2 separate regions of the Mus musculus genome follow, and region 2 is linked to region 1. The links are chromatin loops, found by intact Hi-C in ENCODE. Cell type or tissue: gastrocnemius. All regions are shown on one strand.

Region 1 (8,000 bases):
AGCTCACCAGTTAGGCCAGGTTTACTGTCCAGAAAACCTCAACGATGCCTCTGTCTCTGGCCTCTATGCTAGGATTATGGGCATTAGCCACACTCCTGGCTTTTCCACGTGGATACTGGAGATCAAATCCAGGTCCCTGTGCTTGCACAGCAAACACTTTACCCCTCCCCCCCCAACCCTCCCCTTAGCTCCAAGATATAATACCCTTAATACCCAACTAACTTGTGTGTGTTCCCCAGGGGCTTTGGAGGCTACAGTATCTTAAATACCTTCCAAGCCTGGTAAATTTGAGAGCTACACAGCTAATGCAGACAACAGCATCCATGGAACTCTTATCTCATTTGGAAAATACCCATTGTTCCCAGAAGGGTAATTCAGGGGTTCAAAGCTCTGTCTCTCCTCTGGGCTTCACAGCTCTGTCTCTGTCTGACCCTGTCTACCAGGTATAGCCTTGACCTCCTAGAAAGGTGAACTGATGGATGTTTGTCCCTACCAGAAGTTGACAGGCATCACAACAAACTTGTAACCCTACCCGGGCTGAGCCACAGAACCGGAGCCACAGGCTGAGCCAGCCGTTTCCCTTGGATCTGACATCTGAGCCACTGGCAGTCACTAGCTCACCTCTGAGGGACAGTGACCTATGGGGCTACCTGAACTAAGCCTGGGAGTCTTTGCTTTTCTCTGGAGGCAGCCTGGACCATCTGCCCTCCCTAGGGTCGTGTGCTGGGAACTGTTCCTTTTCCCAGTTTAACTTCAGCCACAGTGATTTCTGCGGGGATGGACAGGCCTTGTTTTCAGGGAGAAGGATTAAGCATAAGGGTTACAGGTTTTGTTTCCTTGCTGAAATAATACTTTACGATCTTCATTGATGCAAAAGAGTTGAATGACAGGGTCAAGCAATCATGTTGAATGAAACCACTGATCGGCCTTCACTTATTTTAATCATTTCTTGTCTGCAGATGTGGGCACTGCAAGTATATACTCTCTGAGGCATGTGAGTGTCTGCATGCATGTTTGTTGACTTTGGAGGTCAATGTCAAGTGTATGCTTTTATTGCTTTCCAACTTATATTTTATGACAGGATCTCTTGAAGAAGCTGGAGTGCACTTATTTTGCTAGACTGACAGATCAGCAAGCCCTAGGCATCTTCCTTCCCAGCTCCAGGATTATAGGTCCATGCCATTGAGCCTGTCTTTCATGTGGCTGCTGGGACTCAAACTTGGCTCTGCGTGCTTTTATAGTGAACACATTCCTGACCTCACCATCTCTTTAGCTCTGTTTGTTGTCTTAAACTGCAAAATCATTTTTTATCTGGGATGTAGGAGCTTTTTGTCTTTTCCTCTTTCTGACCTTCCTCCTCCTCCTTTGCTCCATTCCTTCTCCTTTGTGGTCCATGCTTTCCCTCTAGAACGGCATGCACCTGCCTTGCTTGAGTTTAGATGTGAAGCTGCTTATCCTCTCATATTGCAGAGCAGAAGGAAGCAGGGAGGAAGCAGGGAGGCCCAGCAGACTGGACCTGGAGCTGGAAACCTCTATACCAGCAGCAAAGTCCCCATTTCTGCATGGAAGCCACTGGCTGCGAGGGCCTCATTTGGGCGTGGGGATTTGCACCATGAGAAGGACAGTTGCTTTCTCCCGGGGCAACGGTTCTTGTTTTCTTGTGGAAACTCATGCTGCCAAAAATTGATAGTTTCTCACAGCTTGCCTGACAGGTACAATTGTCACCTGGAACAGAATAAAGAGACAATGCAAAGTAGTTCCTCTAAGCTGCCTTTAATTGGCTCTTCAAGTCACTTTTCTGAGATGGATTAATCACACTGAGACACAGTATGTCAGCGCAGCTCATAAAACCTGCTTTCCCCCTGATCATTTTCCAGGGCCCAGAGATATGCGGTGTTGAGCTGGTCCTTATATAAAGTCCTGTTTTAAGGTTTTACAGAGGCTGGCTGATGGGCCACACCCACCCAAGTCTTGGCACACTAAGTCCAGTGGACAGCTGTGAATCCCAGAGGCAGATTTAAGAGCCCACGGAATTCTTCCCACTTGTGAAAAGGAGGCAGAGACCCTCCCTCTCCCCAATCCACCACTCTGTTGGCAGGAGGTTGTATTATGCAAACTCTTGCCTGGAGCTCTGCAGAGATTCCTATTAAAATTCTATTTCCTATTTAAGGACACTTCTGTGTGAGTATTGATCACTGGACCAGGGCCATTTTGGTGCTGAAGAGACTTCCAAGTGCACTCGTCTGTCCTTCCCCAAAGTGAATACGCACATTTGAAGAAAGTCTTTGGCTGCGGCAGTTTTAATTTTGGGTGTAAAGCTCAGTTACTTGGAAGGAGAAAACCACGGAGGCTCAGTATCCATGAAGAATTTAAGGCCAAAATCAAATCAAATCAAATCAAATGTGCCCAAGTTAATCTTAAACCCTTGATGGTATGCAGATTTGCATCCCTGTTCATGTAAATCACTATAATGAGAATTGGTTTCAAACAGCCAGATGAGAGCATCCTTTCTCCATTTACTTCCTAGTCTGAGGGTGTGTGTGAGAGACACAGGTACTTGGGTGACTTCTCCAGGCCTTCTTCAGGGTGGCTGGATGGCTGTAGGGTAGGGTGAGAGGAGGGGAATGATGAGGGAGGGGACATCTAGGCTGGATGGTCTGCTCATGGCTAAGGCGTCTTCTGCAAGGGTTCAGTTGAATGCTTCCCTGGCTGAGACATCATGGCAGGTACTCGTGGTACGGAGGCAGGCTGAGGCTCCGTGTTGGAGGGTGGCAGCTCTTTGCTGGCTTTCCTTTACTGGTCACCTCTAGCTTCTTGATGAATGGATCTTTTCAACTTGGGTGCTTCCTTTTAGACAGTGAGGACAGTCTCTACGGTGATGCTCACAATAGGGTAGAGTCTAATACAATGTAGTGTACAATGTAGTGTAGTCACTCATTGACATGTTTTGCTAGCTAGAGGCAGGTCCTTCCCACACTCAAGAAATCATGGGAAGTCAAGCATAGATGTGAAGACTGGTAAGCAAAGCTGCAGCTGGGAAGCTGTCTAGCTGTCTATCATTCTCTCTCTCTCTCTCTCTCTCTCTCTCTCTCTCTCTCTCTCTCTCTCTCTCTCCATATGGAAGTCAGAGATCAAACTTGGTTTGTGTTCTTCAGCTGCTGTGCATTTCCTTGAGACAAGGTTTATGACTAGATTCTGGGGCTAACTGAGTAGGATAAGATGGCTGCCCAGTGAGCTCTTTGGAACAGTCTGTCTCTGCCTCCCCAATGCCGGGATTATGCATATACACATACATGCTACCATGCTGAGTGCATTCAAGGGTCAAACTCAGGTCATCCTGCTTGCCTAGCAAATACTTTTTTTTTTTTACCTTCGCTGTCTCCCCAATCTTATCACACCATTTCATTTGCACCAAAGTGTCCCTAAAGGGTTAAGCAATGTCAGCTCTCATGTCACCTAGATAGCATATCCTAAGGTTATAGGACACTGGCCTTTTTTTTTTTTTTAACCTTTTGAGTATTCCTACTTGTTTTCAGCTATTTTGCACCCTTCTAAAGGAAGTAGTGACTTTTGTTAAGCTCTGTTGATAGAAGACAGAAGATTTTAATTTTAAATGCTCCTCTGATGTTATTCTTAATCAAAATTAGTTGTCTTGATAGATCATCACTGTTCAGGGCTCATACTGGATCTTTTTTTGTTTGTTTGTTGAGAAAGGACTGGGGTAGGGGTAGAGAGTAGAAGAAATCCCACTTGAATTCTGTGTGTGGCACAGACTGAGCATGGGGGTGAAGGATTCTATTTCTTAGATTTTGGCCTTGGGTAAAATCAGGTTGTATGTGAGTGTAGGGGTTTTCTTCTGAACTACTATAAAGGCAGACAACCCTGTGTTAGTTGTCATACTGTAGAAAGGAAATCCAGAATGGCAGATATGGCCTTCAAGTCATCATGACATTCCCAAGACAGCTCTATCAGAAGTTTTAATCAGATGTTAAATTAGTAGAGCACTAGAATCATGAACGTGGAAACTGAAGTTTCCACTTTGACCATTAGACGCCAGTCTGATGCTTGAGCATGCTAACTACCAACTTGTCTGTGCTTTACGTGGGGATACACATTTGTAATGCATTGCCCATTTACATCCATACAACCCCTTTTCTGTGCTTGCTTCAGCACTGAGAAACCAAGGCATAGAGAATGTATATAACTTATTAAGTTATGCAACCAGAATTGGAAGTGTTTGGAAGTGAACTTAGGTTGTGATCCTAGAGATCATATTCTTGGCTGCTAGGCTCCAGACCCACTCATACTTCCTGCTATAGAACAGTGATTAATATATGTATGTGGGGTGAATGCGGAATGGGCCTGCCACAAGGCAACCTTAGCCTCCTAGCTCATTACCATTAAACCCATGCCCCTGTCCAGGCTGGTGTTGGGTTCCTGTTATCCTGGCTTGCAATCTCTCAGCCTTTGCTGAGGAAGAAGGAAACATCTGAATGGATGGCCCTGATGGCTGATATCTCTATTCCTCCTCCATTGCACTCTGGGCAGCCTGGCCTGAGAAGCCCTTGTTTCCAACTTGCTTGTGATCTGATACCTCATCTTGGGGGCTCAGAAGCTGTGAGCCCCTGGGCTGGCTAAGCTGCAAGGTCTGATGGACATTCCACAGCTGTCAGCACTGTAGGCCTGGCTCCTGATGAGACTGGCGTGGAGGGAGGTTTTTCTTGGCTTTCCTTGAAGAAGTCTGTCAGGTGTCCATGAAGTCCTGAGTAGATGCTGAGTAGAGTTGGCCTTCTGCCTCCTAGGGCCAAGGGTATGGTAACCTTTGCGCTGCCTCTTGCTGACAAGGCTGTGAACATTGGCATATATGCTACCCAGCCCAGAGGAGGGACTTTCAACTTTTCATTGGTGGCCACTGGAATCCCAATATATGGGTCTAGTGCTATGCAAGGCATTATGAGCACAGAGGGATCCAATGACATTTAAAAGACTTAGGGTCTAGTGATAGAATACTCACACTGGCTAAGTATTACAACACATAATTACTACTTTGTTATTTGTATGTGCTCTGGAGACATATGAGACGGAGCATTCATTTCTTCCATTTCATACAGTGATAATAGGGTCAGATGCCAAAGAAAGAAGGCATGGATTACTGAGGGATAAAATCAGTTCACCTCCTGCATGGTAGCATCATAAAGTAGTCTAAAAATAGCAGTGGGCATGCACTAGGTGTTCAGTGATATGGTTGTGGTGGAGATGGCAGTGTTGCCTCTGTTCCCTTGCTGTGAAATTCCGAGTTTGTTTTCTTCCCAAAGGGCAAAGTCCACAGTGTCAGTCCCCTCTTAACCCCTTCAGGTGAGTTTCCCTTCAGCTCCTCATCCTGGTCTCCAGCCCCATAAGACCACCCTAGAAATGCTGAGCAGGTTTGCCTTGTTTGCAGTCTGTAACTCTGCACATGCCTTGTTGTGGTCACAGGAGGTCACCCCAGAGATGTTCCGAAGTGACCAGAATGCCACGAGTTTCTCCTTGTTGGGCAGGAAAAGGGATGCTGTGTCACTTCCTCCACACGGTACCCTCTGTATCCTGAGGAGTCCTGGACAACACTGTTCATACAATTTCTACCCACTCATCACCTTCCATGAATCCCTTCCATGTGCGGAACTGAGTCTGCATTTGTCCCAGCCTTCCTCATTTGTGCATTCAACTGAACACCGGTTGAAAAACTTTCAAAAACTCTCTTTCTCTCTCTCTGTCAATAATCCAGATCTGATTTGAAGTCTATGTGAAGATGTGCACAGTGCACACCACACACCATGTCAGTTAGGAAGGTCTTTAGCATCACTGGCTTGGAATCTGCAGAGTGTCTTGGAAAAATTCCTGTCTACAACTTTTAATCCTCTCATCAGTTATTTGAGATAGGTTTAATTGACGCCATAGCAGTAGCAATAACATTAACAACACCCACATTTATCAAGCACTAGGAGGAGAACAGTGTGGGTGTTTCTTCCAAGAGTACTCTCAGACCCTTGTGAGCTAGGCGCTATTAACCTCCCATTTAAAAGATGAGAAAATTGGGTCACAGAGAACTTGATATGTTTCTTAAAGTTATACAGCTAGTGGACAAGGGAACAAGGGTTTGAACACACACATTCTGTATTTAGAGAAGAGAGTTTAGCCCAGAGGGAACTCCACCTTCCTCTTTTCCTTCCACAGAAGGGACCTGCATCCATGAGCACTGAAGTCACCATCAGAATCTTCTGTATTTCTGGCTTCACTGTGGGCATCTTCTCCTGTGACCTATGCTGTCTGATAGTCCCAGGAAAGCAAACCCTGTTTGCATTTAAGAATTCAAATCCACTGAGAATTTTTCTGCCTGAGGCTTTCTACACATTCAGCCTTCCTGTTCAATAAAAAAACTGGAAAGGATTTTGGGAGGGTGTCTACCTCAGAGGGCTTGTGCAAATACTAAATTAGATGGCCCACAGATAACACTCTTGTGAACAGATTGCCTTTTAACTGTCTCCTCCACTCATAGTAGGATTGGGATCTTGAGTGGTCTCCATCTCCAAACTCATGTGTCATAGGCTTGATCCCCAAAGTAGCATGTTCATAGGTGAGGCCTTTGAGAGGTGATTATCTCTTGAGGATTCTGCCATCAAGAATGTATTATTCCCACTATGGAGTTAGCTTTCGGGTCTACTGGGAGGTGGTGGGAAAAAAACGTCAGGAGGTGGAGCCTAGTTAAAAGTAGGTCACTGATGTCTTTATGCTTTATTTTTATTACAATTTTTTTTTTTTACTTTATGTGTATGGATTTTTTGTGTGATTGTATGTCTCTGTGTTACATGCATGCAGTGCCTGAGGAGGACAAAGGAGAACACCAGATTCTATGGTGACTGAGATTTCAGATAGTTGTGCCCTTCCTTGTGGGTGCTATTAATCAAACTCTGGTCCTATGGAAGAGCAGCTAATGTTCTTAAACATTAAACCATCTTTCCAGGTCTGATTGACAACCCTTTGGAATGTGTATTTTGTCCCAAACCTCCTCCTTCTCCCTACCTCCTCTTTGGCTTCCATGAGGAATATGGTTTTGTTTAACTACCTATTCACTGCCACAATGTGATGTTCTACTTTGCCCCAGGCTCTTAATGGTAGGGTCAAGAAATTGCACTAAAACATGCCTTTCTTTTTTATTAAGTTGAGTATCGCAGGGATTCTGTTACAGTGACACAAAGCTGAATAATACCACTACCTCACAACCAGGAACTTCACACATAAAGAAAAGGTGGAGGAAGGCTTTTGAGGGTCAAGGGGGACAGTTAGTCAACTCTGATACATTTTCCAAGGCAGCCTTATAATGACTGGTGAAAGTCAAGAAGCATGTGTATATCAATATGCACACAAGATGCATCTGATTAAGAGCGATATTGGGTATTATTTGAGTAAGATTTAGTCTTGCTGTTAAACTATGGGTAATATTGTGTATGTTAAGTACTGGGGAACTCAGAGTAATATGAGATTTTCAAAAATTCAGCTGTTAACCACCTTCCCTGTTTTGTGTTGTTTTACTGTGAATGACTGTCATGTATATCATTGTTCACTTAATATTCCCTTACCCCTTGGGTCCTTTCTAATCCTTCATTGTTTATTACATCTACTCTCTCTCTCTCTCTGTCTCAGTGTATGTACACGTGCAGTCAGGCACACATGCACTCATATGTGTGTATATGTTTGGTCAGAGGACAATTTGCAGGGCTCTGTTCTCTCCTTTACCACATGGGTCTTAAGGATCAAATTCAGGTTGTAAGGCTTGGTGGCAAGTGTCTTTACCTACTCGGGCATTTTACCAGTCCTCATTCTAATCTTTAACATTCAATATAGTAATTAATATCTCAGAAAACATGTGTTTGTTGTGGAAATTGTAGGTAGGTTGAAATAAAACCTACCCAAATTTCAAGAATTCATTGAAGATACTCTGAAATTTCCTTCATGGGAGGTTG
Region 2 (8,000 bases), 120 kb after region 1:
TTTGTCTCTGTAACTCCTTCCATGGGTGATTGTTTCCAATTCTAAGAAGGGGCAAAGTGTCTACACTTTGGTCTTCATTCTTCTTCAGTTTCATGTGTTTTGCAAATTGTACCTTATATCTCGCTAACTAAGTTTCTGGGCTAATATCCACTTATCAGTGAGCATATATCATTTGAGTTTTTTTGTGATTGTGTTACCTCACTCAGGATGATGCCCTCCAGGTCCAACCATTTGCCTAGGAATTTCACAAATTCATTCTTTTTAATAGCTGAGTAATACTCCATTGTGTAAATGTACCACCACCTTTTAAAAGGGGCTAGAACAGTATACATTTCATCTTGGAAATGTCTACAGTGGAGACTTATTGCGAAGTAGTTATCAACCCAACTCTACCAGGGGGTCCTCATGAAACAGGTGAAATACCTCAGAGCCAGAAACAGGGGTAAAAATAACCCCTTTATTTTTCTGTACTTTCGCTTTACTTTGTCCTTAAATGCCCACTGCATCAGATGACAAAAATTCTCACCAGGAATCAAAATCAGATTAGTGATCCTTTAGCTCATGGTGCCCTTTGGTCTACCATGTCCCTCTTCTGGGAATGTATTCTGGATTTAAAGAAGCTATGGGTGGCAGTGAGGAACGCTGATGAAAAACACAGTTTGTTCTTAATCATCTGTGCCCTTTGGGATGTTCAGCACTTGTTTATGTCACTAATTTTGTCACTGTGCACTGCCTTTGCTGCTGAGATCTGCAGTCTCAATATGTCTTTTGGTCTGAGCTTGACTAACACCTAAGCTTTATCCATCGTACTCATAATACTATTTCTAATATGTTGTTCTATAACCTGTAATTGTCTGGTTTTTCTTATACAATGTGTGAAAATCAATGCAGTGTTCACTGGGCCCTTGCATATCTGAGTCTCCCTGAATGATCAATTCTTTTCCATGGGTACTGGGTTTTTTTTAAGAAGCCCTTATCAGTTAACTTTGGTTATCAAGGCACTGGGTCCTATTGTTTTCCCATGCTGATGGCTTCTGTTGTCTCTGTTATGAAGGTCAAGATTAGGAGAACAAAGCAATACAAATACCGCATGTAAAACAGTAATGAGTAATTAAAGCATACCAGTTCCCTTCTTAGGGATACCTCCTGTTGCTGTCTGTATTGCTTTCCTTTGCTCCTATAAAAAGTCAAGTTCAGGTCCAAATCTGCTCAAGATGCCACAGAACAATGGACAAACATCAGAGATTAACAGGGGTGGAATGCTTCCAAGAACAGAAAAGTTGCCAGGGATCTCAGGAGTATTTTCTTAAACACTATACCCACCATTTCCTCATGTCTGATCTGCCTGAGAAATCTTCTGCCAGATGGCGCTCCTTCTTAAGCAAAATGCCAAACTAAAAATCAAATGTTCATATAGGAGAGGCCTCGTCACGGAGCCTTTACAATGTAGCTGGCATTGCCGTGGTGGAGTTGATTAGGTGCCTAGCCCCACACTGTCTCTTTTGAGCCTCTTTTCTTCTTTGAGGCAGGTGCTATTACTGTGCCTAAATTTACGAGGGGGGGGTGGGGTGGGGGAATGGAAGCTGACGATGAAAGAAGTTAAATAACCTTCAGGAGATTTAAGTGAAAGAGCCAGGATTTAAGCGCTGCCTGATCCCTGAGCTCCAGCATTGGAAACACCATTGGAGTCTCTTGCAGACTATTTCCAGTGTTATATTTCTAAAACCGCCATATGTAAGACAATCACAAGTAGTTAAAGTTTGCTTAAATTTCTTTTAATGTCTAAACGGTTCATATCCATAAAACAATTTGCTTAATGATAGGGAATCTTTCTCTTCAATTGAATGGCCATTTCCTCTCAAAGGCTAAATAGCTATTCTCCCTGCTTTCGAATTCTTTCCCAAAGCTTCTTTGTTTTCTAACCCCTGCCTCCTTCCCAACTAGATAAGGAATGAAGGCATCCAAATTGGAAGATGCTACCTAGCATCTTGGTGAGATCCTTTATGTTTCTTAACTAACTCTGGCATTTGTGGAAGTGTGAATATCAAGCCTTAACTTACAGGCTTGTTGTAGGCATTAGAAATAATGCCTAGAAACGTCTGTGAGATTTGACATGCTCAGACATGTCACTCACCAGGAATAGAGATACAGCTGGGTAATAGGCTGCCTGCCTACAGCCAGACAGCTCCTGTAAGCTCCATTCCCCAAATCTCAACCAAGACCAACCCAAGTAAACTATGCTTAATTACCTGCACTTACACACCAGACCTATATAGCTTTGAGGGTTCTTACATGGGCGGACATGGTAACAGGCCTGCAGGACTGAGTACCATCCTCCAAGGTCTTGCAAACTGTGGGGGAATTATGGCAGTATGCCTTTCTGAGAGCTGGTGCCCAGTGTGGTGCCACTGTGACTCCTTCCTCCTGTGAAGATTAAACCTGTTCTACTTCTCTCATGTGCACCTAAAATAGACACGCAGCTGTCCTCTGATCTCCAGCGGTACTCAGGGGAAAATTTATGGTGGTAGCTCCAGCCTTAGGAGGGAGAAAGGGCCTGTACAGCTATATCCCAAGCCTCCTGTGGCCTCATGCCAGCCTCCAGGCTTGAGAAGGAAGCTACTCTAGACTACCTTCATTTGCTATACGGCCACCATATTGTTACTCTTCACCAATGCGTGGGTATCTTGGCTTGTGCCTTCTCACTTCCTTTTGCTCCCCACATCTGCCTTTTTGGTCTAAACAGTCATCGGAAGACTTGGAAAGCCATTCTCTCCTTTTAAGTGGTCTTCCCAGCCTTCAAGGTGCCAAGAATGTGCTTCGGTTTCTCTCTCACTCTTCATCGCTTTCTCTCTCCAGCTATCTCTAAGTGTGGCCTGCTCCAGGAATGGTGTTGCCATTCTGTCAGAAGGGAAAACAGCTACCTAGTCTCCATGTTGGGGACGAGGGGGAGAGGGAGTCACTTGTCCTCAGCACATCTTTGGAATCTTTTTCATCCTTCCTTTCAACATACTGTTCTTAACTTTGTACACTGTTGCCCCAGGGTCTTCTCTCCCCTCTAAACTTTGAGTATCAAGGTAGATATTGAACCATGTTTACCTTGTCCCCCTCGCCCCAACAGGGTCTAGCTCCATGTATAAACTATGGTAATTCTCAATTAAATTAAAAAGAAATGTATTTAAGGTAAGTATATACTTATACTTATTATATACTTACCTTATAAGGTAAGTATATAATACGTAGTGGGTGAATTAGGGCAATTAGTGTTTCCACCGACTGTGTGAAACACTTCACAAATTTTGCCTCATAGGTCATTTTGAGCATAGACTGTACTATTCATCTGTGTAACACCTCAGTGTTAGTATGTATAATGTTATAACATGCACCAAAAAATACTTTAACTAAAAAATATTGGTGACTTCTGAATGTAGCGATTAAGTGCAATACAGCCTCTACCAAATGAGTCACTTCATGCTGGTTGCCATCTTTGTTCTTGATCCTACCCTGGGTCCACATGATGAGTCCATATGTAGGTGTCTAAACATACCTGAAAATTCATGTGACCCCTCTACCAGAACTGTATGGAATGAAGGACTAAGGTGCCTCTGGAGCGAAGTCAGGCAGGAGAAGAGAAACTGGAATATTAGCCTTAAAAGGAGAAAGGTTTTGATCACTGGAGGGAAGGGAAGTGATAGAGCCCTATTTGTTGTTTAGAGTTGTTTCAGGAATATGACAAGTTGGCTAAAGGGAAGGCTCTAAAGTTGAAGGGCTTTTCAGAAGATAGGAGCCTTTGCTTTCCTTTGAAGTAGGTAGCCAGTGTTGGTCTGTTAACAGATTCAGGAGGAGGTTTAGAATCTGTAGGGGTGGTCTATAAAAATCAGGAGCTGGAAATGACCCTAGGTCAGAGAGCTTGGCCCTTTGCTACCAGTTTGTTTATCCACCCAGTTTTCCTGGATCAGTCTAAACTTACTAAGTTTGACAATTTCCTGAGGCAAAGGAGATCACTTGCCGGTTCTTGACTGGTTTTGTAACTTAGAAGAGATTATGTTGTTCAATGTGTCAACACTCTCCACTTCAAGCTTCCCCCTTTTTCCTTTACTTACAGGGCTTCAGGGTTTTTAATAGTGATGATATCCATGTCTGCTGGATGTTCCCATGATATTTCCCAAAGCATATCTACATCCTCTCTGATCCTGCTAGGTCCTCAGACAATATTTAACTGGTGGTTGACGCTAGATTATCAGATATGACAGTAGCTCCCAGGATTTTAAACTCCGCTAGCTTGCCATGCCTCACAGAGTTCCAATTGCCAAAGTCAATTACAATTTTCTGATCAGGAGCTACTTCTTCAACCCCAATTGTGTTCTCTGATCATTTCACTGCATGTTAAGGAAGAAGATTCAGAATTTGTCATGGGCTAGGATGTTTTTTCTGAAGCCTCCCCAAGAATTGGAAAGTTGAGAATCGTATTCGGGACCATGCTGGCTTCATCTCTTACACAAGAGGCCTTCAATATCATCACACCTTCTATCTCAGGCTTTCAGCAGATCTATTATGTTAGGATTTATCTTTCAAGATCAGGGGTCTTTGGGCCGTGAACTATCTTGGCACAATTGTGGGTCATATTCTGTGCTCTAGAGGTTCTGGGATTAAATACCTTGGCAACAGAAGGCGGTGTTGTGTTTGGGTCTTAAACAAGCCACATAAGCAAATTCTTCAGTTTAGTGTCCTGTTGGCTGTCCTAGTTGCTCCCTGTACTTAGAATAGTGTTAGTGATCTTCTCCCTTTTGAGCTCTTGTCTGCCAGGGCTCTTTGGCATTTGAGCTTTGCCTGAGTACAGGATTACTGGGCATTGCTTCACTGGCAGCTATTTATGGTGATTTCATCTTCAGTTTATGAGCTAGAAAAATTTCCCATGCTTCTTTTTCTCCTGAACCAGTGTCTTTCCAAAGTCAAGCCTTCTGAACTTTCTCTAGCCAGCATACCATCCCATTTTGCTTGGGCATAGTAGCTGATAAATGAATGGAGACTCAGCCAAAGCTAATGGTTTCCTTGTTATCATGAGCAACCTAGGTGACACAGCTTTGTCACTGAGAGAGTGGAGATTCAAGTTACAGGGAACAGAATTTTCTGTCTCTTGAAATAGATTCCATATTTCTCCTGGGTGTTCTTTGTTTCTATTCTCATTAGAAAACATTATAACCTTTCACTCAATGTAAGTAGAATCTGAGTTTTTCAAGCATGGGCTCATCATGGTGATTCAGAAGCCTCGTGTTTTGGAGCACTTGGACTCAAATATTTTGGAACAGGAACAAAAAAAATTCCAAGCCAGCTTCACAAGTGATGATATTGGGGATGTGCACCAAGGGCTCAACTTACTGACAAAGTGATTATGGCCTCTGCAATCTGACTCTGAGCCTGCAGTTGATAGTGGAATGAATAGTTTCCTACATGAATTAAACCCTGGCAATGAGGTCTATGGTTGAAATCCCTTTCATCTCCTTAAGAAGCCACTGACCTCTCTCTGTTAGGGCTAGTCATAGATATTCAAGTCACAGGATTGAAAGTTGGAAGCTTCCAAGGAACTTTCCTTCTTGTTCACCTCTTTCATCTAAGGTGAGGTCAATGAAACCCAGAGAAGCTCATCAAACTCCTAATGCCTTTCAAGACATATTCCATCACTGAAAGATGCCCTACTGCATAATACAAAGCAGATGTGCTTTAAGACTTTTATGTGACATTTGACACATTTGTCTTGGTAGCAGGCAGTGAAGATTTCAAAAGAACAGAAGATGGAATTTTGTCCTCAAGCTACTGAATCTGTGCAAAAACTGCAATGTAGCATGTGGGATAGGAAGATCCTCCATAGTGAACCAGTGATTCAGTGATCGATACAAAACAGCACACATCCTGGGTCCTATGTATACTAGAGGGATTTGACATGCTCCATATGTCCCTTGTGACTATCCTCCAATTTCCATTGGTATCTGCAAAATTTGTATGCTATTTTATCTCTACCTAGTTACTTGTCCCTGCTTCCATCTTGATAGGAGTCAAACTCTTGACTTGCAAAGTAGATGGGCTTTTTATCCCCTGAAGATGTTCTTTTTTTAAAAAATTATTTATTAGCTTTTTCTTTGTTTACATTTCAAATGTTATCCCCTTTCCTGGTTTCCCCTCTGAAAACCCCCTATCCCATCCCCTTGCTCAACAACCTACCCACTCCTGCTTCCCTGTCCTGGCATTTCCCTATACTGGGGCATCAAGCCTCTCTGAAGATGTTCTCACATGATTTTGTCAGTCAGAGCATCTGCTTGAGTCTTCCTTGAAATCAGCAGAGCATCCATTTGGGCCCTAGAAAGGCTTAGTCTAGTGGCTCAGTGAGCTTGAAGGTCTAGACTTCTCCTTTTCCTCCATCTGAGGAGCTCTCTGATCTTTTGTCACTCAAGTAAGGTAGTCTAGATATCTTGGAAAGGGGTGGATCTGGGACTTACGTATGACTGAGCTGTGCAGAGATTCAAAGAGCATGATTTGACTTGTGAACAATGATTGGCAAGTAGATGATTTCCACTGTTGCTGTGGCATTTATTCTCCAGGATGACATGATGAGAGAGTCAGAATTGGTTTGATACATTGATATTTGAAAGAGAACACACACTCTGGGTCCTATGTATACTAGAGAGACTTGACATGTTCTATAAGTTCCTTGTAACTATCCTCCAATTTCCATACGTATCTGCTAAAAGTTATACTAGTCAACCTTTCCATAGTTACCTGCCCCAGTTTCCATCTTAATAGGAGGTAGACTCTTGGATACTTTTGCTTGCTGTAGGAATAAGTCTTTGAGGCTAGCCCTATATGTAAAATTTTATACATAAGTTTATATCTTTCTATCTTCCTATAGATCACAGATTCTTTACAAAGTTACTTGTGAATATGAGGGGAGAGCATTTGAGGAACTGGGGGGAGAGAGAGAGAGAGAGAGAGAGAGAGAGAGAGAGAGAGATCCTCTTAGCAGGAAACACTCTTGTGTCCACCAGTCTTTGTTCAGAGCAGGCCATGGCCACATTTTACAGGGAATGATTCCACAGTTACATACCACAGTCATAAGATCAAAAAGCAAACTGGAGAAGTTCTTTTCTTGTGAAGCTGAGAGTGATGTGATGTGGTATCTTGAAGATAAGTATGTTTAACATATAAAAGCCACCCAGTCAGGCGGAAAAGGAAACGCCCAGAAGAGGCCAATGTGCATAGCTATTGAATGCTAATTGTTTTGAAGAGTTTGGGCAGAGATTTCAGGATGAGGGCACTTTGGAGGCTTTCTGCTTAGTTCAATTACAGTGCTATTTTGTTGTTGGTTCTCCGTGCAATCATCAGTTATATTCAACAGAGCTGATGATGAGAAAAATAGAGAACAATAGATGGCTATTTAAAAGAAGTGAATTATTATAAATTAAGTTTGAATTTCGTTCAGATAGTACATCATAGGTATTCAGTAAATGCCAGTTAATTTAATGAACATTGATGCTTCGGTTTACCTGAGGTTCATCCTTTCAACCATTAATTTATTCACTCAATAGTACTTGAACATTTTATTTTTAGCAGATATGTGTGGGATTTGAGATGAAAAGCAATGGCTCTTGCCCTCAAGGAGCTTGTAGATGATCCATAGTACATCAGCATTTAAGTGAGCAAGACAAATAGCTTAATGATGGGGTATTCATGAAGGGGGTCTTAGTGTACCCAGAAACTGGCACAGAAGTATTTCCAAGGAAGGAATCTTTGAGCATGGAGTATGGAAGGTATTTTCCAGGTGCTAAGGTTATACTAAACAGGCTCTTCTAGGCAGAGGCAGAAGAGAAAGTGAAAACACAAAAAACCGCACACATTCATGTATAGATGTGAAGTTGTGCACGTGTGTGCACACACACACAATTTAATGCGTAGTTGGTGTATATTGCATGTGTATGAAGCAGAAAGCTCACCCAAATTGATCTAAAAAA

What was found. Peaks named below come from ENCODE experiments on the same cell type or tissue, not always from the same donor. Only the 100,000 strongest peaks of a DNase experiment are listed, where the experiment ranks them.
Region 2: a loop joins it to region 1, with 6 times the contacts of the local background. A loop is called at or near these places in 2 of 42 quality-filtered maps.

What each region holds. Positions count from the first base shown.
Region 1 is chr7:76,218,181-76,226,180 of GRCm38, forward strand. No RefSeq gene overlaps it. Among named protein-coding and RNA genes, the nearest start is that of Agbl1, 7.7 kb to the right of the region's middle. In gastrocnemius, no CTCF peak of the experiment used is centred here; DNase peaks (open chromatin) are centred at 2,179 and 4,756; H3K27ac peaks cover 4,499 bases.
Region 2 is chr7:76,337,003-76,345,002 of GRCm38, forward strand. The region is part of intron 5 of Agbl1 (ATP/GTP binding protein-like 1); the gene reads left to right. Among named protein-coding and RNA genes, the nearest start is that of Gm30774, 28 kb to the right of the region's middle. In gastrocnemius, no CTCF peak of the experiment used is centred here; no DNase peak of the experiment used is centred here; H3K27ac peaks cover 4,405 bases.